Linked DNA regions of Homo sapiens: region 2 is linked to region 1. The links are chromatin loops, found by intact Hi-C in ENCODE. Cell type or tissue: K562. All regions are shown on one strand. Each heading gives the region's core, and the rest is flanking DNA. Links, peaks and the distances in the headings are about the cores only. Region 1 has its middle 11 kb from the start of MRGPRX2. Region 2 overlaps CSRP3-AS1 (CSRP3 and E2F8 antisense RNA 1).

Region 1 (11,518 bases), core at 1,690-9,689:
TTAGAGTGTCAATTTTAGATCTTTCCTGCTTTCTTCTGTGGGCATTTAGCGCTATAAATTTCCCTCTAAACACTGCTTTAGCTGTGTCCCAGAGATTCTGGTATGTTGTGTCTTTGTTCTTATTGGTTTCAAAGAACTCATTTATTTCTGCCTTAATTTCTTTATTTACCCAGTAGTCATTAAAAAGCAAGTTGTTCAGTTTCCATGTAGTTGTGTGGTTTTGAGTGAGTTTTTTAATCATGAGTTCTAATTTGATTGCACTGTGGTCTGAGAGACTGTTATTATTTCCATTCTTTTGCTTTTGCTGAAGAGTGTTTTACTTTTAATTATGTGGTCAATTTTAGAATAAGCGCAATGTGGTGCTGAGAAGAATGTATATTCTGTTGACGTGGGGTGGAGAGTTCTGTAGATTTCTATTAGGTCTGCTTGGTCCAGAGCTGAGCTCAAGTCCTGAATATCCTTGTTAATTTTCTGTCTCATTGATCTGTCTATTATTGACAGTGGGGTGTTAAGCTCTCCCACTATTATTGTGTGGGAGTCTAAGTCTCTTTGTAGGTCTCTAAGGACTTGCTTTATGAATCTGTGTGCTCCTGTATTGGGTGCATATATATTTAGGATAGTTAGCTCTTCTTATTGAATTGATCCCTTTAGCATTACATAATGGCCTTCTTTGTCTCTTTTGATCTTTGTTGGTTTAAAGTCTGTTTTATCAGAGACTAGGATTGCAACCCCTGTTTTTGTTTTTGTTTTTTTTTGCTTTCCATTTGCTTGGTAAATATTCTATTCCTCCATCCCTTTATTTTGAGCCTATGTGTGTCTTTACACATGAGATGGGTCTCCTGAATACAGCACACCAATGGGTCTTGACTCTTTATCCAATTTGGCAGTCTATATGTTTTAATTGGGACATTTAGCCCATTTACATTTAAGGTTAATCTATTTGATATTTTGTTTTTCTACTTTCATAGTCATTTTTTCATTTCTTGATGCTGACTTGTGTTGTCAATTCTTTCTTTTATGTCTTTAATCCTATTAAGCATGGCAATATTATAATTATCTGATAATTCTAGTGCTAAAGTCTATGTGTGTGTGACTTTACTGTCTGTAATTTCTTCTGGCACTTTCATGTGATTTGTTTGTGATTTTTGACTGTGAGTTGCCACTTGCCTTGGGAGCTTATTTGTGGAAATTCTTTAAGGCCTGAATTGTAGTTGAGTTCTTTTAGAGAGGTCTTCTGTTTTCTTTTTCTAATTGACTGGAGGAACTTCCCAATGTGCTTTCATGTATCAGGTTGTCCTCAGAAACCTCATTTGTCATTTGAAATTTTAGGAAGACCACAGGTTGTATGAATTTGGATCACAATGTGATACTGATTTATGGTTATAAATTCTCAAGAAGAGCTTTTTGTTTTGGTTTTGTTTTGTCTTTTGATGTTGTTGTTGTTGTTTTTGTTTTTGTTTTCCCCAGAGCCAAGTGTGCATCAGGCAGTTTCTTGGCAGTTGTATTTCTCATGAATGAGAATACACTAAAGGTTCGGTCTTTTGAAGTCCTGCATTTTCATGACATTTTCCTGTTAGACTTTCCACCATGAGTTGTTCTAAACTCTTTCATTCCTTTTAAGCTTGTAGCCATAATACGAAATGAGAATCTCCTTCTGAGAAGAAAGGATAACCATTTAGGAAATGAATTGATCACGTCTGTGCTTCAGAAAAGTCTTATCAGGCTGCTGAATGTACAAGATATAGAATATAGATGAAAACATAAATCACTGGTTATACTTCCACATGGAAACAACTGCATAAATACTTTAGTATATGCATACAAAATACACAATTGATATTGTTTTATAATATGTGGTTTATTTCTAATTTGATAATTACTGATTGTGGGATCTCCAACATAAATGGCAACTCTTTTGATCTCAGTTCCCCATCTGTAAAATGGGATGCCTTACAGTTGTGATGAATCTGAAACTAAGAGAACTCTGGTGCCTATGGAGGTTTCTCTCCTCCAAGTACCAAAGAGAGTAGAGAGCTCAAATAGGCCTCTCTCTGAGGCCAAACTTGGATTCCAGGATGACTCTCATCTTTTAGATCCTTAGTGGCTTCCAGAGTTTTCATAACTATGATGAAGTCATCAACCTAGGCCCCTCTCCATGGCTTACAATGTGATATTTCAATATATGTATACAATGTATAATGATCAAATTGGGTTCCTTAACATATCCATCACCACAAACATTTATCATTTCTTTGTGTTGGGAATATTCAAAATATACTCTTCTAGCTATTTAAAAATATACAGTAAATTGTCATTAATTATAATCACCCTACATTGCCCTAGGACTCTACAACTTATTTCTCCTATCTAGCTGTAATTTTGTATCTGTTAGCCAAAATTAGGCTATCCATCTGTCCATCCTTCCCAGCTTCTAGTAACCTCTATTCTACTCTCTATTTCTATGACATCAACTTTTTCAGCTTTCACATGTGTGAGAACATGTGGTATCTGTCCTTTTGTGCCTGAATTATTCCACTTAAAATAATGTCCTCCAGACTCATTCACGTTGCTGCAAATGACAAGATTCTTTCTTTTTTGTGGCTGAATAGTACTCCCTTGTGTATATGTACCACATTGTCTTTATCCATTCATCTGTTGATGGACACAGGTTGAGTCCATATCTTGACTATTGTGAATAGTGCTGCAATAAGCATGAGAGTGCAGACATCTCGTCAACATATTGATTTCCTTCCCTTCAGATATATATCCAGTAGTGGGATTGCTGGATCATGTGGTAGTTCGATTTGTAGCTTTCTGAGGAAGCACCGTACTGTTTTCCATAATGGCTGCACTAATTTGCATTCCCACCAACTGTGTATAGGAGTTCCCTTTCTCTGCATCCCCACCAGCATTTATTTACTTTTTGTCTTCTTGATAACAATCATTCTAACTGTATTAATATGATATCTCATTGTAGTTTTGATTTGCATTTCTCTGATGATTAGTGATTTTGAGCATTTTTTTCATATACCTGTTGTCTATTCCTATGTATTATTTTAAGAGACGTTTATTTAGCTCATTTGCTCATTTTTAAATTGGATTGTTGGTGGGTTTTTTTGTTTGTTTGGTTGGTTTTTGCTTTTGAGTTGTTTGAGTTCCTTGTATATTCCAGATAGTAATCCCTTGTTGAATAAATAGTTTGCAAATGTTTTCTCTCATTCTGCTAGTTGTCTCTTCACTCTGATGATTGTTTCTTTCACTGTGCAGGAATTTTTTAGTTTGATACAATCCTATTTGTCTAGTTTTGCTTTTGATCCATGTGCTTTTGAGGTCCTCTTCACAAAGTCTTTGCCCACACCAATGTTCTGATACAATGTTTTTGTTTTCTTCCAATAGTTTCATAGTTTAAGGTCTTATATTTCAGTCATTAATTCATTCAGAGTTGACTTTTGTATATAAGAGATAGGGATCTAGTTTAATTCTACTGCATGTGGATATCCAGTGTTTCCAGCGCCACACTATGAATATTTGTTCACTTAATGGTGTCCCATAAGTCTTATAGGCTTTCTTCACTATTTTTCATTCTTTTTTTTTTCTCAGACTGGATAATTTCAAATGATCTGTCTTTGAATTTAGAGTTCTTTCTTCTGCTTGATCAAGTCTATTGTTGAATCTCTCTATTGTATTATTTATTTTATTCATTGAATTCTTCAGCTTCAGGGTTTGTTTATTTTTTTAAAAAATCCACCTTCTGTTAAATTTCTCATTCATATCATGAATTGTTTTCCTGATTTTGTTAAATTGTCTATCTGTATTTTTTGTATCTCATTGAGTTTCCTTAAAATCATTATTTTGAACTCCTTTTCCAGAAATTTTTAAATTTCATTTTTAGCAGAGTCTGTTACTAGAGGGTTATTGTATTCCTTTAGTGGTGTCGTATTTCCTTGCTTGTTTATGTTTCTTCTGTCTCTGCATGATGTTTCTTGTATCTGTGCATCTGATGGAACATTTACCTCTTCCAAACTTTCTAGAATCATCTTTGCAGAGAAAGACTTTCACCTGCAGTTTGGTCTTGGTGTGCTGGTTGGTGAGGACAACTCTGTTTTTGGGTAAGTTGAGTGATATAATCTCTATGCAGCTTCCTCATTTGTTGGCTCACTGAATAACTGTGGGTGCCTCAATGACTTAGGTTGTAGAAGTTTGTGGCGGTGGCAGTAGTGGTGGAGGTTGTTAAAGTCTTCATGAGCGAGGGCTTTTGGGGTCCTCTTATTCTTATTTCCCCCACAGTGTGGAGACTTAGCTGAGAAAATCCTTCTCGGTATCAGGTCGGACATGGCCTACATGCAGCTGCAGTGGTACTAGGTTCCAGGTGAAGGTGCTTAGAGCATTTGTGGGGTTGGGGTCCTAGGCTCAGTGTATCACAAACCTATTGTGGCACCTGGATCTTGTGGTGCAGGTTTGCTCTCTGTGTTTATTGGATGTAGGTTGTCCAGAGAGCCGTGATCTGGGACTCTGAGGCACCTTTAGCAGTTTGGGCTCAGGGGCTGGGTTGTAGCTGCAATTCTACTTCTAGGGGCCAGGGCAAAGAACTGGTCTGACTCAGGAGAAGAAGGAGTGCTCTGGAGGTTTGGGCCTGGGGAGCAGAATATGGCTGCAATTCAGGACCCTGAGCCAATAGGGCTTGGTGGCAACTCAGGTGTCAGGGATGAGGAACCATGTGGTGACTCTAGACCTTGGAGATGGTGGGGTATATTTTAGACTCTGTGAGGCCAGGTACAATGGCAGCGAGGACCCTAAAATGTCAGAGCACAACTGTTGTCTTGGCCCTGGGGGGCAAGGAGCAGCACAGCAAAGACTCCACTTCCTGAGGAGTGAAGTCTGACACTTAACTTTTTGCAATACTCATTGTGTGAACTTTAAGAAGCTCCTTAACTTTCCTGGATCTCTATTCCTCATTCCTAAAATAGGACTAATCCTGTAGTTCTCCAAGGGTGTTTTGAGAGTCATTTGGTTAACTTTTGCATGCTTCATAAATGACGGTATTGGTTAGTCCTGAGTCTTCTGCATAATAACTGTTTGATATTGAATAAGCTATTTTCTCTCTCAGAGCCCCAATTTTGAAATCTGTTAAATACATATAAGATATGCCTCATAGAAGTATCAAATTAAATTGTAAATTAAGCAATATAAAGCAACTGGTACAATGCCTAGCTGATAGATGCTTGATAAATAGTACCCCTGTTATTCTAATTCAAATTTCACTGCCAAGTTTTGAGTTAAATTTAGAGTTTCAACTTCATCAAAATTTTACTGTTATATACTTTAATGAGGAATTTTTTAAGGGATTCTGAAGCAGGGAGCACAAAGAGCAAGCTCTTAACATTTTGGCTTCCGGTTGCCGAAATATTTAATACCACATCAGATTGTGAAGGGATAGAAAAGAAATGTAATGTTACCACATTACGTCACTAGGTGGTAGTCAAGGATCATTGCTTTGTTAGTATGCGGTAACCCTTGACTGGCCAGCAGGGGGCCCATGTCAATGACATTGCTGGAAAAAGTTTGGGATCTCAAGCCGATGTGTGTTTGTGCGTGGTGTGTGTGCCTGCGCGCAAGAGGGAATAGGGAGGGAGGGTGAGGACAGAGGGAGGGAACAGGAAGATGAATCCAAGTGAGACGAATGCCCTGTGAAGTTTGGGAACCGGTCTCTACTCACTGTCTACTTACCCACGCCAATTTTCTTTTCTTTTCCTTTCTATTTTTTTTTTTTTTTTTTTTTTTGACAAAGTTTCCCCCTGCACCCAGGCTGAAGTGGAGTGGCAGGATCATAGCTCGCATCTCCAAACTCCCGGGCTCAAGCCGTCCTCCCACCCCAGCCTCCCGAGTAGCCAAGATTATCCATCCCAATTTAAAGTAGAGCAATGAAGGGGACCCATGTAATTTTTGCAACCTGAGCATTCATGGATGGCAGCATGTACAGCAGCTCCTGCGAGTGTCTATTAATCAACCACTGAAATGCTGGTCTCAAATCCCGATCTACTAAGTCTGTGAATCCAGGTTAGGACTACTAATTTAATCTTACTGTCATGTTGCTTAACCTTACTAGTCAGTCCTTGGCTTCCCCATCAGTAAGATGGCTGTTGTGAGGTATTCAAGGTGCACATGTGAGTGCTTAGCACATGCTTAAAGCCGTGTGACATCAGAATGTGCCCTCTGTCATCGTCAGGACCATCTTTATTATTTCACCGACTTTCCCAGTCTTCCACAGGGTTTCTGAAGCTTGCTCCTAAAATCCCAATCCCCAAGGCCAGCTGAAACTGCTCAGCACGTGTCTGCCACGTTAGGCTTTGGGGCAGGGCAATAGCCTGAGGACAGCAGATGGAAGCACTGGGCAAAGACACGGTGCCTGCACCTGCTGCTATGCGATGGAGGGAGGTACGCCCCAGGTTCCCTTCTGTTCCTGCTCCTCTGTTAGAGCGGATACCTCATGTGAACATGGGCTGGAGACTCGATAGCCCTATAGAGATGGAAAGGGTTATTACTTCTGGTATAATTCTGTCATTTGTTGGGAAACAAAAGAGTAAGTCTTACTGCCCATTACGTCTCAGTAACAACAACTGATCTCCATGTCTTTCTGACTTTCAGGGAGCCCCAGTGACCTTCACGTCACCCTCTTCTCCCCAGGTTCCTTCAGGCCTGGCTGCCATCTGGCAAGTCCTGCCTGTCTGGTTTTCCCAGGCTTCCCTCTGCCAGTGTTTGGCCAGGGCGGGCCAGGGAGAGGCTGTAGGGACCAGCTGCCAGGGGTGGGCAGGGTGTGTCTGACCCCACGGTGGAGGGTTGGGCAGCCAGGGAGGAGGGCATAGTGTGGAGGTCTGCGTCAGTGAAGACTTGGGTGCAGTGAAGGCCTATAGCTCAGGAGGCTGAGGGCGACTCCCTGAAGGTTGGGCTGGTCCCAGGCTTTGCTTGTTGGATGGAGGAGACCTGTGGGGCCTCTGTGTCAAACCAGCTCCTGTGTCCAGCCCAAATTTAGAAAATCAGTGTGGGGGAGCCAAGCTTACCCCAATCCACAGATAACTGCACAGTTTGGAGTTATGCTTTGAGAGAGTGAAGGGAAGGACTTGTCGGGGCAGGATGTGTTCCAGAATATAAGGATCCGAACAGTGTGAGCCGTTTCTCACATCCCTCTCAAGTGCTAACCTACTCAGCCTCCAAGCCCATGCTCCGCAGGCCTCTGTGCTCTGCACTCCTCTCTCCTCTTTGCCTTCTGTAGTCCCCTTTACCTGTTAGGCCCCAGAAGGCTCCCGTTTTGGGGTATAACCCAGGTCCTAGGGCACTCCCCTCATCTGAACTCTGTAGCTGCTGCACCTGTCTCCTCTGCTCCTCTAGGCTGAAAGCTCCCTGAGAGCAGGGCCTATGTTATTCATTCATGGATTCACTCATCCATTTCTTCAATGAATATTGATTGTGCACTCCTTGCTACTTGATAGGCCTTGTTTTAGGTGCTGGAACTGGCACACTGGGTGAGGTCTGAAATTCAGCTCCTGACTCCTGGCCCAGTGCTCTTCCCAACAGATTCCCATCCCCACCTACCTCACCCAGAGCCCAGCCTCCTGGATATAGGTCAGGGAAGCAGTGCCCAGAGCACCACCTTCCCCTCAGGACCCTGATAGGATATTGCCTGCAGCATTTTCCAGCAGGCACAAAGGGCTGAGAGGTACATCTTTGCAGTTTCCTTCTTCCCCTAGGACATTCTGGGAACCACAGGGATATGCACTACCCTTTCCTTCCTTTTGCAGGGTGGCGACAGGGACCAGGGCCACACTCACTGGGCCTAGGGGCAACCCTGGTTCAGACACTCCAGGCTACATGACCTCAGATGACTCCTGTAACCCCCTGAAGCCTTGGTTTCCTCATCTCTAAAAAGGTGATAGTGATACAGGAACTAGAAAGAAATTATTTAGGCAGATAGTGAGGGTAAGAGAGTCCTCAGTAAGGTTTCCTTTTAATAAAAAGCAGCCCCTAACTTGTTTCTTTTCTAAGAAAAAGCAACCTGAAAAATCAAGCTGCAAGCATAGATAAGCAAGCTAAAAGCTCACATAGGTAAATACTGGCAGCTGTGGCAATAGAAAAGCGATATCTGGAAGCCAGGTATATTCAACACGGAGGTTCCCTCTTCCCTTTCCTTTGTCACCACATGTGCAGTAAAAAGCAGGCAACATGGCACCGGCCAGGTAGAGACCCCATCTGCATAATAAAAGATTAGGGTGGGATGACCAGCTTCTTTGCATGCTATGCAAACAGCACACCTGGTTTGACCAATCTCTCATGCCCTATGTCAATCAGACACTGCCTCCTCAAGCTCATCTACAAAACGCCTCCATGCATTTCACCGTGGAACTGGAAGATCCAGTCCGGAGCCCCTCTCTCTGCAGGAGAGAGTTTTTCTCTTTTCTCTTTCTTTCACCTATTAAACCTCTGCTCTTAAACTCACTCCTCGTTTGTGTCCATGTCCTCGATTTCCTTGGAATGAGGCAATGAACCTCGGTTATTGCCCCAGACCAATGGCACCACTTTGATACCAAGAGTATCTTCTCCCTAAGGTGTTTTGAGAATTCTTTGATTCTGTGCCTTCAATAAATGGTAGCTCCTGTCCTCCCTGCCCCCACCCCACAAGCCTGAGGACTGAAGTCAACTCCTGTCCATGGCAAATCAGGCTCCTGCTTAGCAGACTCGGAGCTACAGGAAGCCCCGTCTCCCTCTTCTAGTGCTCAGCCCTAGCGAGAGTAACAACAATAATAATAGTTATTATAACAATGTTGATCTTTTTGATAGCACTTGCTTTGTGTCAGGCACTGTTGTAAGCACTTTACATTTATTAACTCATTTACTGTTTGGTACAATCATATGAAGTGGTATCATTATCATCCCCCTTTTTCAGATGATGAAACCTAGAGAGGTTAAGCAACTTGCCCAAGATCACACAGCTGATAAGTAGCCATTAGAAATGAAGAGACATGGTTGGGCACGGTGGTTCATGCCTGTAATCCCAGCACTTTGGAAGGCCGAGGCAGGCGGATCACCTGAGGTCAGGAGTTTGAGACCAGCCTGGCCAACATGGTGAAACCCCATTTCTACTAAAAATACAAAAATTAGCCGGGCATGGTGGCACATGCCTGTAATCCCAGCTACTCAGGAGGCTGAGGCAGGAGAATCGCTTGAACCTGGCAGGTGGAGGCTGCAGTGAGCCGAGATCGCACCATTGCACTCCAGCCTAGGTGACAGAGCAAAACTCTGTCTCAAAAAAAACAAACAGAAATCAAGAGACATTCTGGACAGCAGTCAGGCTACATTTGCATATAGTTGGTTGCCACATCAATGGCCAAGGTAAAAAGGTGAGTTGAGAATATACGAACTGGGTCATAAATGATGTGAACACAGCTAAGGACTTTCCCAGGACACCTGGACAGCAGGCCTCTGCCGACTCACCCTCTTTTTGTGCCCACTGAGTTGTGCTGCCTGGCACCTGAAAGGGCACATCAATGTTCTGGAGAAGGAAAAGGATGGCAGGAGAGTAACTGGTCTCTGCTCCCTCTTTGGGGCACACAGGGCTTCCAGAAATTCTTGCAAATGTGCCTGAGCCCACATAGGTGCTCTGAAGTAAAAACCACAGAGCTCACTCACACCCCAGAAGTGTTCCCAAATACATTCCCCCATGAAAATTTTCTCTAATATATTTAACTCTACCCACCCCCCAAACTGCTGATGGCAATTTAAAATATTATTTTCCATTCTGCCTCTGTTCTCATTTGTAGAACAGGGGAAGTCAGAGAAACATGGGCTGAGGGAAAATTCATGAGGACTTAGCCACCTGGGAGGTGTTTCTCAAGAGCTGCCAGTGTCGTTGGCTCAGCCAGGGCTCTTGGCGACATGGAGACAGAGCCAGGAGGGCAGGGCTCATGTCTGCTGTGTCTTGCTTCATTCTTAGGTTCTGTGTAAGAGTCCATTTGGAAACAGCTTCTGTGCTAAAAACAGAATTTGAGGGCTGTTGGGCTAGATAATTCCTAGATTCCATCTTGACTGCTACCTCCTAGGGCTCATTCATTCATTCCTCAAATATCACGCAAATACCAGGAGCTCTGCAGGCACTGAGGATCCAGCAGTGAATAAGAGTTATGGTCTCTGCCCTCATGGACCTCAAATACAATGTGAAAAAAGATGAAAAGTAAGAAAATAATGAATAAATGGAAAAATGACACATTATCATAGCTGCCATGAGGGAAATCAATAGGACAAGGTGATGGAGAGTCACTTGGGGGCTCCTTTGGATGGAGTGGTCAAGGAAGGATTCCCTGAGAAGTTTAAGCTGAGCCCAGGAGGATGAAAAGGAACCAGATTTGTCAAAAACCAAGGAAAAAATGTTCCTGGTGTAGGGAACTGCGAGTGCAAGTGTCCTGAAGCAGGAAAGAGATTAGAGTTTACTGTGGCTGGAGCAGAGGCAGGGATAAGTCAGACCTAAGGGGAGGTTTATTCTAAGTGCAAAGCCATTGGAGAGTTCTAAGCAAGGAAGAGGCACCATCTGATTTTCTCATTTACATTAAGCAGATCACTTTTCTGTGGAGAGGAGAATGCCTTGCAAGGGGCAAGGAGATCCACTAGGAAGCTATTGCAGAAGAGGGTGATAACTAGGGCTGGGGATGGCCATAGGGATGAGGAAAGTGGATGGTTTGAGGCAGAGCCAACTGGATTTGCTGAAGAACTGGCTGTGGGAGGTGGGTGCAGGGGTGAGAATTAAGTCTCCTGAAAGTGTGAAACAGACCCCGTTTTCCTACTTGGATGATATGCGTGCTCCCAGAGGTGCCTCACCCTCCATCCTCACTCACTGGAATACTTCTGTTTGCTTTTGCCACTTGTCACACTGGCTTCTCTGTGCTTGACACCCCAAACTCATTCCTACCTCAAGGCGTTGGCACTGCCTGGGCTGGTTGCCCTGAACTTCCCGTGGTTGGTAACTTCTTGACACTTGGGGCTCAGCTCAGCCATCTCCTCTCCCCTGCCCCAGCTGGCCTTTCTTGAACACACAACTTGTAGCCTGACCCACACCCTCCTCTACTCACTCTATTACATTACCCTGTTTTATGCTCTTTACTTTCATGATCTGGAAAGATCTTGTTCATTTATCTGCTTGGGATTTTCCCCATCTGCTTCCACTAGAATGTAAATTCCATGGGCAGGCAGCCCCTTGTCTGTCTCATTCAGCAGCTCTAAAGGGCAAGGCTGGCTGGGGGTGGCCCTGCAGTGCTAGGCCTCCTCCACAAGAGGGCGCACACAAAGTTTCTTTTCTGCTTTTGTCTAGACAATCTCTCCCGGAGTAAAATGAACAGAAAACAGACTCAAATTGCACACTTTACCTAGCTGGGTACACATGCTCTCATTTTTTTTTATATAGGTTTTTAATGTTTTGTTTGATAGTTTAAAACATGTTTTTCTGTGGAACTTCAGATGTTACCCTGAGACAGGG
Region 2 (11,518 bases), core at 1,547-9,546, 150 kb after region 1:
TTTTGGATAACAGTCCTTTATCAGATGTGCCTTTTGCATATTTTCATATTTTATTCCAGTCTGTGGCTTGTCTTCCCATTCTCTTGACAGCATCTCTTGCAGGTTTTTTTTTTTTTTTTGCAGAACACTGCAAAAATGTTCTTCCTTTTTAAAATATACCTTTTCAAGCTAAATTCCACTTTTAAATTGCTTTAGCAGAAATATTAACTATCCAGAAATGTCTTCCCAGTCCACAGAAATAGGATTTATTTTATTTGTATTTCCTGAACTTATGAATTAGTAGAAATAGAAGTTAGAAAAATCACCTGTGTTCAAATTTGAGTTATAACTTTGAATGTGCATTTCAAATATTCATTGAGGGAATGTCCTGGGGTGGCAGACTTCAACCCTGTTTCCTAAATTTTGCTATATCTCATGCCATAGGTTAAGGGACTTCAACTAATATCCCACAAGTGCATAGGATATGACATTTATTTCTCACCGAGTATACCTACTGTCACGGCAACCTTCGCCAGCGGAATGTAGACTAAGTAGATGGTGAGGTGTTTAGTCTGGGGAACTAAGTGTATGTGTGTGAGTGAGGAACACTTTCCTGAGAAGATTAGCTGGAACCTAAGAAAGGTTTCCTGTCTCCTAGAAGATGGGAGGATTTTGCCTCATGAGTATTTGCGAGAAAGTGGTTAAGGCAATAAGGAGCTCTGGTCACAGGATGACATGGTGCTAGGAAGGGGCCAAGTATAGAGTATGACAACTGTGGATCTTTTTATATATGTGGTCCCTTTTACAGAGGCTGAGATATGGTGCTGGAGGCTGTGTTATAGTTATTGTTGACTTGTTTGGTGATGTTTCTCTATGAGTTTCTTCTAGTGAGTTGTCTCCAAATGCTAGAATTTGAAAGTGCAATAAGAAGTTCCAGAAGCTATAGGGCCAGTACAGGTAGACCACAAAACCTAACAACCATCAGACCCTATAATATTTTCAGTCTGTAAAGAAAGACTGCATTATGCATACTCTCCTAGACCTGTGAAAGGAGAAATCATGAAATAACCTTCATTAAAAAATTTTCCTGGCATAGGCTAAGAAAATCGAGTATCATGTTCTATTATGGCAATTGGCATAAATATTGGAAATGAAGATCATGTTCCAGGGATTGATAATCTTAAATACATGCCATGTGAGAAATAGTCCAAGGGACCAGGCACATTTATTCAAAGATGAATTGGTGATGGTAGGAATATGAAAACTTATAGCAAACTTTCAAATATCTAATGAACTGTCATATATATTAGGAGGGAAGAAATTTGTTCCAAGAAAGGGAAAAACTAGGACCAATAGACATTGCAGATAGATAGACTGATATTGTTTCAATGTAAAGGAAAATTAGTGTCTGAGAAGGTAGTGCATCCTTTTTCAATTTACAGCAATTGGAAAATGAAATAATGTTTACAGCCCATGGTGAAAAAGAGTAGCACAGCGGTTCCCACCTGCCTAAGGGCTGAGATGATTAATATCTTGCCAACCTGTAACCCAGTCCCAGCACAGTGATTGGGAAGCTCTGCATTGATGGGATTGCTGGTCTCTGAAAATAGTAAATTCCCCACCTTAGGAACCCTTCAAGTAGAGCCTGGAAACAACCTGGATGGCGGTGTTGTAATGGCAATTTTAAAATGCTTTTAAATGTATGTACTTTTTATTACAGTTTCATAAGTTCTGACAAATGCACAGATTCACATAATCACCACTGTGATCAACACACAGAACAGTTCTACCATCACCCCAAAATTATTTTGAGCTACTCTTTTGTAGTCACACCTATTCCCATTCCTAAGCTCTTGCAACCACTGATCTGCTCTCTATCCCTATAGTTTTGCCTTTTCCAGAAGGTCATATAAGTGAAATCACACAGTAGCTAGCCTTTTGAATAAGGTTCCTTTCACTTAGCTTAGTGCATTTGAGATTCATCCACACTGTTGACTCATCCATGGTTTGTTCCTTTTTATTGCTGAGTAGTAGTTGATTGTATGGTTGTGCCACCATGCCCATTCATTCACCAGCTGAAGAATACTCGGGGGACTTCTGGCTTCTAGCCCAACATTTTAGGAGATTAGAAGTCATCACTTTAGGCCAGGTGTGGTAGCTCATGCCTGCAATCCCAGCACTTTGGGAGGCCGAGGTGGGCAGATCACAAGGTCAGGAGATCGAGACCATCTTGGCTAACACGGTGAAACCCCGTCTGTACTGGGAAAAAAAAAAAAAAAAAAGCTGGGCGTGGTGGCAAGCAACTGTAGTCCCAGATACTTGGGAGGCTGAGGCAGGAGGATGGCGTGAACCCGGAAGGTGGAGCTTGCAGTGAGTTGAGCTCCCGCCACTGCACTCCAGCCAGGGCGACAGAGCAAAACTGTCAAAAAAAAAAAAAAAAAAAAAAAAGTCATCACTTTATCCTAACAAGTAAAAAGCTGAACAAACTGAAAACTAACAGCTCTTCTTAGCTCCATGAAATAATTGAAATCACAGGACAAACCGCTCTCCCCAATTTGGGCAGAGAATGGATCAAAGAACCCACAATTTACTGGAGCAGAAATCTCAGTGGGAACTAGTGTTGAGTTAATTTAACCAGTACATTATAGCTGGCTTTAAACAAAAAATTACAAGAACATGCTAATAAGCAAGAAACAGAGTTTGAAGAGACAGAGCAAGCATCAGTATCAGACTCAGAAATGACAGGGATGTTTGAATTATTAGAACAGGAATTTTAAACAATTATGATTAATATATTAAGGAGTCTAGTGGAAAAAGTACACACTATGCAAGAACAGATAGGTCATGTAAGCAGAGAGATGAAAATATTAAGAAAGAATATAAAATAAATGTTAGAAATCAACTCTGTAATCAAAATGAAGGACTTTGATGGGCTTACTAGCCAACTGGACACAGCTGATGAAAGGATCAGTGAGCTTGAGGCTATGTCAATAGAAACTTCCCAAACTGAAAAGCAAAGGAAAAAAAGACTTATGATAAGTGGAACATAATATCCAAGAACTGTAGGACAATTATAAAAGATTTAAAGAACATACAATGAGAACACCAGATGAAGAGAGAAAAAGAAACAGAGGAAATTCTTGAAGCAGTAAAGACTGAAAAGTTCCCAAAATTAATGTCAGACACCAAACTACAAATACAGGAAGCTCAGAGAACACCAAGCAGGATAAAGGGCTGTTATTTGGTTTGTTTCCAGTTTGGGGGCAATTATGAATAAATATGCTACAAATATTAATATACAGCATTGTTTTTTGTACACATAACTCTTCATTTTTGAAGGTAAATATCTGAGTGGAATTTCTGGGTCATATGGTAAGTCTATGTGCAAGTTCATAAGAAACTCCCGAATCATGTTTCAAAGTGCCTGTGGGTTCCCACTAACCACGTCCAGTTGCTCTGCATCTTCACCAGCGTTTGCTGTGATCAATCTCATTTTGCTGTTTCTTAAGTTTTAGCCATTTTAACAGATGTGTAGTGGTATTTCAGTGTGATGTTAATTTGCATTTCTCTAATAAATAAATAATGATGGTGAGCTTTTTTTTTTTTTTTTTTTTTTTAGACGGAGTCTCTCTGTCACCAGGCTGGAGTGCAGTGGCGCTATCCCAGCTCACTGCAACCTCTGACTCCCTGGTTCAAGTGATTCTTCTGCCTCAGCCTCCCAAGTAGCTGGGATTACAGGCATACACCACCACGTACAGCTAATTTTTGTATTTTTAGTAGAGACAGGGTTTCACCGTGTTAGCCAGGATGGTCTTGATCTCCTGAACTTGTGATCGGCCTGCTTCAGCCTCCAAAGTGCTAGGATTACCGGCGTGAGCCACAGCGCCCGGCTGATGTTGAGCATTTTTTAACGTGCTTTTTTGCTAACTATACATCTTGTTCAGTGAAGTGACTATTCAAATCTTTTATCCATCTAAAAATTGGATTGTTTTCTTATTGTAGAGTTTTGAGAGTTTGTTGTATGTTCTGGAAACAAGTCAAAGGTGCTGTTAAAATAATCCGGAGAATGTTGACTTTTGTTTATTTTGGTAGGCAACCAGGCTGGTTAAGTTCATACCACAAGTTGTGTCTTGCCTTCTGAGGGTGGTGGTTCCAATGTCAAAGCCAAGAGGTAAAGAAGGAAAGAAAAACCCAGTAAGCTCCCTGGCATACAAGCTATTCTTCTCTCAGGTAATAGTGTTTGTATTCTGCCCAGAGATTTTAGTTATAATCAGTGGAGGAGATAGGCTGTAATGGGCTTACTTTGTCGTGTTTAGCACTAGTTCTGTAATGGCAATTTAAATACTGGACAGTGATTTTCCCAGATCATTAGTCATCAAACCTAGCAACAAATCAGAATTACCAGAGACACTTTGTTTGTTTATTTACATAATTTTTTTGAGACAGGATCTTACTCTGTCACCCAGGCTGGAGTGCCGTGGTATAATCATGGCTCACAGTATCCTCTACCTTCTAGGTTTAAGTGATCCTCCCACCTCAGCCTTCTGAGTAGTTGGGATTACAGGCATGCACCACCATGACCAGGTAATTTTTAAAATATTTTTTGTAGAAATGGGTCTCACTATGTTGCTCAGGCTGGTCTCAAATTCCTGGGCTCAAGTGATCTTCCTGCCTCGGACACACAAAATGCTGGCATTACAGGTGTAAGCTACCATGGCTGGCTTCCTGGGAAGCTTGAAATAATATAGATTTAAGGGTTCTACCCTAGACCCATCTCCATTAGAAGCCCAAGAATCTGTCAAAGATGCTTTCTGGTGTTTCTAATACAGCCAACCTGGGACTGATTTGGGGGCCCAAAGTCAGGGTTAAGCTTGGAAGTTTGTGAAGCCCTGGATAAGACGATCTCCAGGGTCCTTTCCAGCCCTGAGATCCTTAGGCTCTATATTATTCAGAATATCCCATTCACAAAGATGCTTGTTAATGAGGTGCCATTCTATTCATTTCTCTCAAAATTTCAGCTGAAGCTGTAGATCACATAGGTCATCTTGACAAAGGTCCCAGAGAAGATTAAAAATATGTAACTGATAGCAAGGTCAAGATATTAAAACCAAAAGGAGAACGGATGGTCTCCCAATCTGTAAGATTAGTTTCATGGAAATAACAACTTCTTGCAATAATAGCGGCAATAAAATTTAAATCTGCCTTATATAGTGTTTGCCAAGAGGAATATCATGTGTGCTCAAGTCCGAAGATTAGTGGTTTCATTAAGAGCCTCCTTTCCTCCCTAGGATCAGCTCTTTCCCATACATTTGATAAAACTCTTTTGGTTGAGCGCAGGTTCTGCTTATGTGCTAGGAATCGCCAGAGAGTTTGAATTTGCTTTTCATAAAAATTTATTTCTAAGGACCTCAGAAATCATCTCCTTGGGATCACTTCTATAAGGATGCAAGAGGAAACCAGCCCTGACAGGTTAAGTGCCTTATTAGCGAGTCTGAACTGGGGCTTGAAGCCAGATTTTGGCTCCTAGGTTGTGCATGTCTTACTTCTCTGAGTTGAGTCAAGTGAGATGTTGGATGCAGAGCCTCTGAGCATGTTAACAACAACAGGTCAGATAGCTGCAGTTGGCAGTGGCTGAGCTCCATGCAAGGCATTTGTAAAGGGTGCTTTGACCTAAAATGTTTCAGCTCCTGGATTTGCAGCTATGAAAATACTGGCAACTAAAATGGCTCAGAACTTGCAAAGTGCCAACTTGCTGGCACATCGTATTCTCTGGGCACTGGGAAGTGGATGGCCCTTGGCTCTCTCTGGAAATTTTTTCGCCCCATTTCCTCTCAAAAGTGCCACATGGTATTGTATAGCCAGGGCTTAATCAGGTGAAGCGGAATCTCTATGAGTTATGAAGTAAATGATTTCTTACAGAAATCAGATCTTACACAATTGTGAGAGAAACTGGGGGAATAAAGGTTGGAAAGGGCTCGTTGGAAGATCGGAGTCGCAAACCGGACAATCTGAGAAGCTGAGCATGTCCAGCCACCACAGAGGGACTGTGCGGGAGGAGCTGGTGGTAGAGGAATATATAGGGGGTTGGTGCCTCTGTGGGTCTGCATGGAAGCTTCTGGTGACAGGGCTGGAGCAGCTGCTCTTCAGCAGGACCCGCCCTCAGGAGGAGGCTGTGGACAAAACCTGGAGGACAGCCAGGCAGCTGGAGTCAGGGACACTTTTGTGTCGTCATTGCATCACATTGCCCTGGCCTTCTGAGAGGAATGGTGGTTGTTTCCTTTCTCCCTCCAACATGGTGTGCAAACTCCTCTTTGGTGCTCAAAATCACAACCATAACATGAAGGGGTTTTCGTGAAATGTTCTGGCTTAAGCAACTTGATACGGAATAAATCACCTCAAGTTTAGAGCCTGAAATAGCAACAGCGGCCACGCCTTGGGACTAATGCCATGGAAGCACTGTTCTCATTTGCCATGAACAATCTGGAATCAGCCTGCCTCACCACAGTCTGAACACGCATGACGATGCCAGGCGGCCCAAGCTCTGGAGTGCGGGCCTCAGCTCCAGGCACAGCTGCACGCACACGCTGGCGCTGCACAGGGTCTGTCCCTCAAGCTTTCTGAAATTAACTTCCTCAAAATGGGGCCAATAATAACTACCTCGCAATACTCTTTGGAAGTAGATATAATAGTAGATGCTCAATAAAAATTATTCCTTTTCTCTCCCAAGTGCCACTTGTTCCCCTGGGTCATATAGGACCTGTCCTCTTTCTCAGAATGTCTCCAGGTAGAAATGACTTTATCAAACTCCAACTTGTTCAACCCGCCTTATTTTGCTGTTGTTCTGTTTTGTTTAGTTTTAGGCTTTGAGCAGCCTGAAGCTATGGTTTTTAGTTTCTGTCTCTAGTGATAAGCAGAAAAGAGGGGTGAGAAAGGGGCTTTACTGGTTCAACTAGAAATAGAAACTAAGAGCCCATGAGTGTATTCTCTCCCTTGGACGCCGCTGGAAGTGTTGAATTTTGATAATGAATATAGGTATGTAATTTATATTTAGCATTCCTGGCATTTCATCGTGGTCCTAGTTGCAAGTATTGACAAGTTCCAGTTTGTTGGATAGTGATAAAAAACACTGATTGGCATGGGAAACATCTGCCATCAATTCATAGCCTTTTCCTGCAGGAGAGGGATGGAGCCCTTCTTAGGCAGTTAGACCAAAATCTATTGACTTGGACATGCAAGATCTATTGGTTTAGAAAAGTGAGTTTGGTAACATGAGTTCCCTGGGGATCCTTCAATTTTCCTGGGTCAGAAGAGATAAATTACAATTCCATAAAGGTATTTTGCCATATAGGAGGGAAGCAAACATATATATGTACTCATGAATCTTTACATATAAATACATATCTGTACATATTCATATAAAGCAAAAGAGATGCTACATATAATATTTTTAGATATATGTACTTAAAGTCATATAAAAACATATATACATATACATGTCTATCTGAGATATAAATAATACATAAGGTAGGATAGAGGGGCAAGACAAGTAGAAGCTGATATCAAAGTTGGAGACAGACAACCACAAAAAAAAAAAAAGAACTTGAAAAGGAAAATATTCTGGAGCCATTAATTTGAAAAAGATGTGGACCTATACATTTATTAGCCCCTGAAGGCATTACGGTATCATAGGTGGCTTAAACTGTGTTTGTTGAATTTGAATTTAACAAAGCAACAGTGCTCATGAATTTCTGAAATGTGAAGAAAAGTTTAAATTATAGTCAAAGTACAGTGCTCTATTTAGGAAATGGGGAGCTATATTATCATTTTAGAAAGATTTTAATTCATAGTAACAAAATTGTTCTTATTCACGATGAACTTCTAGAAGATTCACACATAGAGGATATTTTTATGAAACAAAATAGGATAATATAGGCATTGTTTTGCATGACACAGTGCTGAGCATATGGTAAAAACTAGTAAATACTTGAAAAAGAATTCAGTATATACAGGGCCTTTTAAAAATGCACTTGATTACTTGACTGCTGGAGGACACGATAATATATTCCTTACCTACATTTTTCTACAAAATGTTGACAATCATAACAAGTCCTCATTTAGCCGCTGATTTGATTGAGCAAGTCACTGGCCTGTGTTCACTCAAATGGGAGACTAAAATGTAAAACTACTTCCTAAAAAGTTGACTAAGAAATTGATACCTTTTGTCAACCTAAAATAATAACACATTTCCTTTGAGCTTATCTCTTATTTTAAGCCCTCAAGATATGAAAACTACTACTGATAAGTACTGTAAAGAATCTGCAGTCAACTCACATTCTTTTATATAATTAGTAGGATTGCTCAGGCAGCTTATCTGCTTTAAGTTCTGAAAATCTCTTTATCCTTTATCTTCAGAAACACTAATCACTTGGGAAGGACAAGACTGAGAGAACTTGCTTTAAAGTCGATTAACAAATTTTTTTTTCATCAAATTCTATTGCTTGAGTTTCCTGGGTTTCTTGAATCTATTAGTTCAACTACTTCCCTTTCTGGTATCTGAAATTGTACTTTACATCCACTTGAGCATAGGTGAGTTGCTTGCATTTCCTGGCGAGATAAGCATTTCTGAAGGCCTTTTCTATTCATTCTTTGGCTGACTTTTGCCAGGCCCAGGGAACAGGGAACAACTAGTCTGAGAACTAGGAAGCCTTTGCTCTGGGTTTCCTTCTGTGATCTGGTAAGAGCCCTTTGGCTACCAGCCACAGAAATGACTGGCAACATTAAGCAAAAGAAACTCTTGGAAGGATAGCAAAGGCCCAGACTCAGCGGATGGCTGAAAATCTGGTTTGAAGATGGGCTGGTGCCATGGCCACTTCAGAGGCTGGGAAGCAGGAGCCTCAGCAACAGTTGCAGCAGGGACAGACAGCAAGAACAACACTGCTAGGATGAGATGGAACATCCAATCCCGGGGGGCTGGCCCAGGCTGGATGTTACATTTACAGTCCACTGGGCTCCATCCAACATGGAAAATGTCATTCCTTAGAGGAAATAAGGAGGCAGTTTGGGAAAAGAAACTTTTCCCATTGCATGCTGGCCAGATAACTTTGTCCACTACTGTGCTACTACCTAGTATCTTTAAAGTTGCTTCCAGCTTTGAAAACAAATGGAGAGTGCTTCTCCCATTAAAGCCGTTGGAATTACCACGTCTTAGCGATGTTTCCTTCTATGAATGCCTGTGAAACCAATGAACAATAATAGGACAAACCTGGAAGACTTTTGTGAACAATGGGGGTTTATGTGGCTATAATAGTTATCTATTGCTGTATAACAGTATTAGCACAAACTTATATCTTAAAATACATGTTTATTGTCTCATAGTTTCTGTGTGTCAGGAATCCATACATGGCTCAGTTTGGGTCCTCTGTAGGGTCTTATAAGGCTGCGATCAAAGTGGAACTGGGAGCTGTGGTCTCATCTGAGGCTTGACTGGGGAAAGAGCCACTCTGAGCTCATTCAGGTTGTTTGCAGAATTTGTGGCCATATGCAGGACTGATTTGTTTTTTGCTGGTTGTTGGCTACGGCCTGCCTTTTGCTGAAAGGCTGCCCACAGGCCCTTGCCACTTTGGGCCCACCGACATGGCTGCTTTGATTCCTAAAAGCCAGCAAGGGAGAGAGACTACAGCAAGATGGGCACCACAGTCTTATGACATGTGACCACATAACCACACACACAGTCACACGCCCCGTCACCTTTACTGTATCCTATTGGTTAGAAGTAAGTTACAGGTCCCAGCCACACTCAAGGGGAGGGGAGAACACAAGGGTGTAAACACCAGGAGGTGGGGATCAAGGGGCAACCTCACAAACCTGTCAGAGAAGCAGTACTGGGTGGGACAGTGTCCAGAGCTGCCTGGAAATCTAACACCTCCCTTCTTCCTATGCGTCTAATTTCCCCAGGAAGGTAATTCTTTATGTGGAGAATTGATGAGGGGAACAAAACAAAACCTTGGCTTCCAATCTCTCTAGCTCAACCACAGAGGAGAAGTGGGAGGGAGACGTAAGAACCTCCTCAGAGACACAGCAGCTGTCTGTCTTGGTGTTTCTCTCATAGTTCCGTGTAACCAATTAAATCTAGTAGCCTCTACAGAACTATATATTTTGTCTTTATCTACCACTGGGCAACTTATCTTTTCTCTTTATTGCATGGAAATGCTTTATTTATTCATGTGTACATACTATCTTTCTCAACTATAAGCACCTTGAAGGCAGGGGCCATTTCTTAAATCAGAGACCATTCACCTGTTCTCTAAGAAGGATAAAAACAAAGGTACTTTGGAGGAAATAGTTCATATTGGTTCTCTAGTGGTGGAGGAAGAGGGGTTTCTAGGTCAAGGTGCAAATCTGCCCTCTTCTAGCTGTACTTGGTTGTGCAAACAAAACATGTGTATTTGAAAGGGCTGACTTTATTAATGCTCAGATTACCCTGAATCAATGTGCTTGATTCCTACTAGAGCTGCTAGGCATGTCTCTAGAAGTAAATGGGCAATGGATAATGAGGTCCAATAGACATGAGCTGAGACTTGCATACACTAGCAGTGTGACCATGGACTTGTTGCTTTAATCCCTGTGAGCCTCAGTTGTAGCTCACAGATATGATACATTTAAAACGTATAACCCTGTCTACATATAGTAAACATGTAGGAAATAGATACTATGATGCTCCTTTAAGACCCTAACCAGGGAAAGCACTTGTCAATTCTCAAGGTGCAGTTCTTCCCATAACAAACGGGTCAAAGAGATGCACACTTAACACACTGGAACTTGTCCCTTCTCTTGGAGCTCCTGGGGGTTCTCCAGGTGTGGAGGACATTAGAATCCTTACTGCCGTTTTCCTGTCCCTGGAGCTGGGCCATCCAAGAAGTATGTTAAGAGAGCTGGTACAGACCCACCTCTGAGTAGAGCAGGAAGCGTGGGACAGATGCTGGTCACACCAGGGCCCCTAGGCGCCTACCTTTCATTTCTAATCTCGTGGAGTGTGGTAGGAAGCACATGGGACTTAGCTAGGTGTTCTTGGCCAAGCAACAACCTCTCCAAAGCCAATTTTACTTCTGCAAAAGTGGAGCAATCTCAAGGGTCAAAATGGGGGACAGAATGTAGAAACATTCTATAAACTTTGCATATCTAATGGAACCCAGCATGGATACTCTTTACTAAGAATTTGCCTCTGTGATTAGGTAAATTTTAATTTTCTCCCAACAGTGCCCTAACCGGCGAAATGAAAATGCTAACTATATTTTAGAAAAGTTTTAATTTGAACAACTTATGATTAAAAATACATTTTATAAATAATTTTTCCATAGACTTGATTGAGGATTGTTGCAAACTTTACAAAAAGATACACTGCAACAACAGATTAAAGAAATTACAAAAAATATAGCTATACCCCTATTTAAAAATACAACATTATACATCACACAGCATTTTCTTTGTGCAAAATGTTTAAGGGAATGCTGTGTTAGGCATGTCAAGCATATTTGCTTAG

The links. A loop is a pair of places that touch in the nucleus more often than their neighbours do. Peaks named below come from ENCODE experiments on the same cell type or tissue, not always from the same donor. Only the 100,000 strongest peaks of a DNase experiment are listed, where the experiment ranks them.
Region 2: a loop joins it to region 1, with 2.3 times the contacts of the local background. A loop is called at or near these places in 2 of 110 quality-filtered maps.

The regions. Positions count from the first base shown.
Region 1 is chr11:19,065,863-19,077,380 of GRCh38, forward strand. No RefSeq gene overlaps it. Among named protein-coding and RNA genes, the nearest start is that of MRGPRX2, 11 kb to the left of the region's middle. In K562, for the core only: a CTCF peak has its summit at 5,493 (motif pointing right); a DNase peak (open chromatin) is centred at 5,519.
Region 2 is chr11:19,212,798-19,224,315 of GRCh38, forward strand. All of the region lies in intron 1 of CSRP3-AS1 (CSRP3 and E2F8 antisense RNA 1), which reads left to right. It overlaps E2F8 (E2F transcription factor 8), which reads right to left. Exons shown (of 13, transcript NM_024680.4): 13 at 11,266-11,518. Among named protein-coding and RNA genes, the nearest start is that of CSRP3, 17 kb to the left of the region's middle. In K562, for the core only: no CTCF peak of the experiment used is centred there; a DNase peak (open chromatin) is centred at 6,144; H3K27me3 peaks cover 2,368 bases.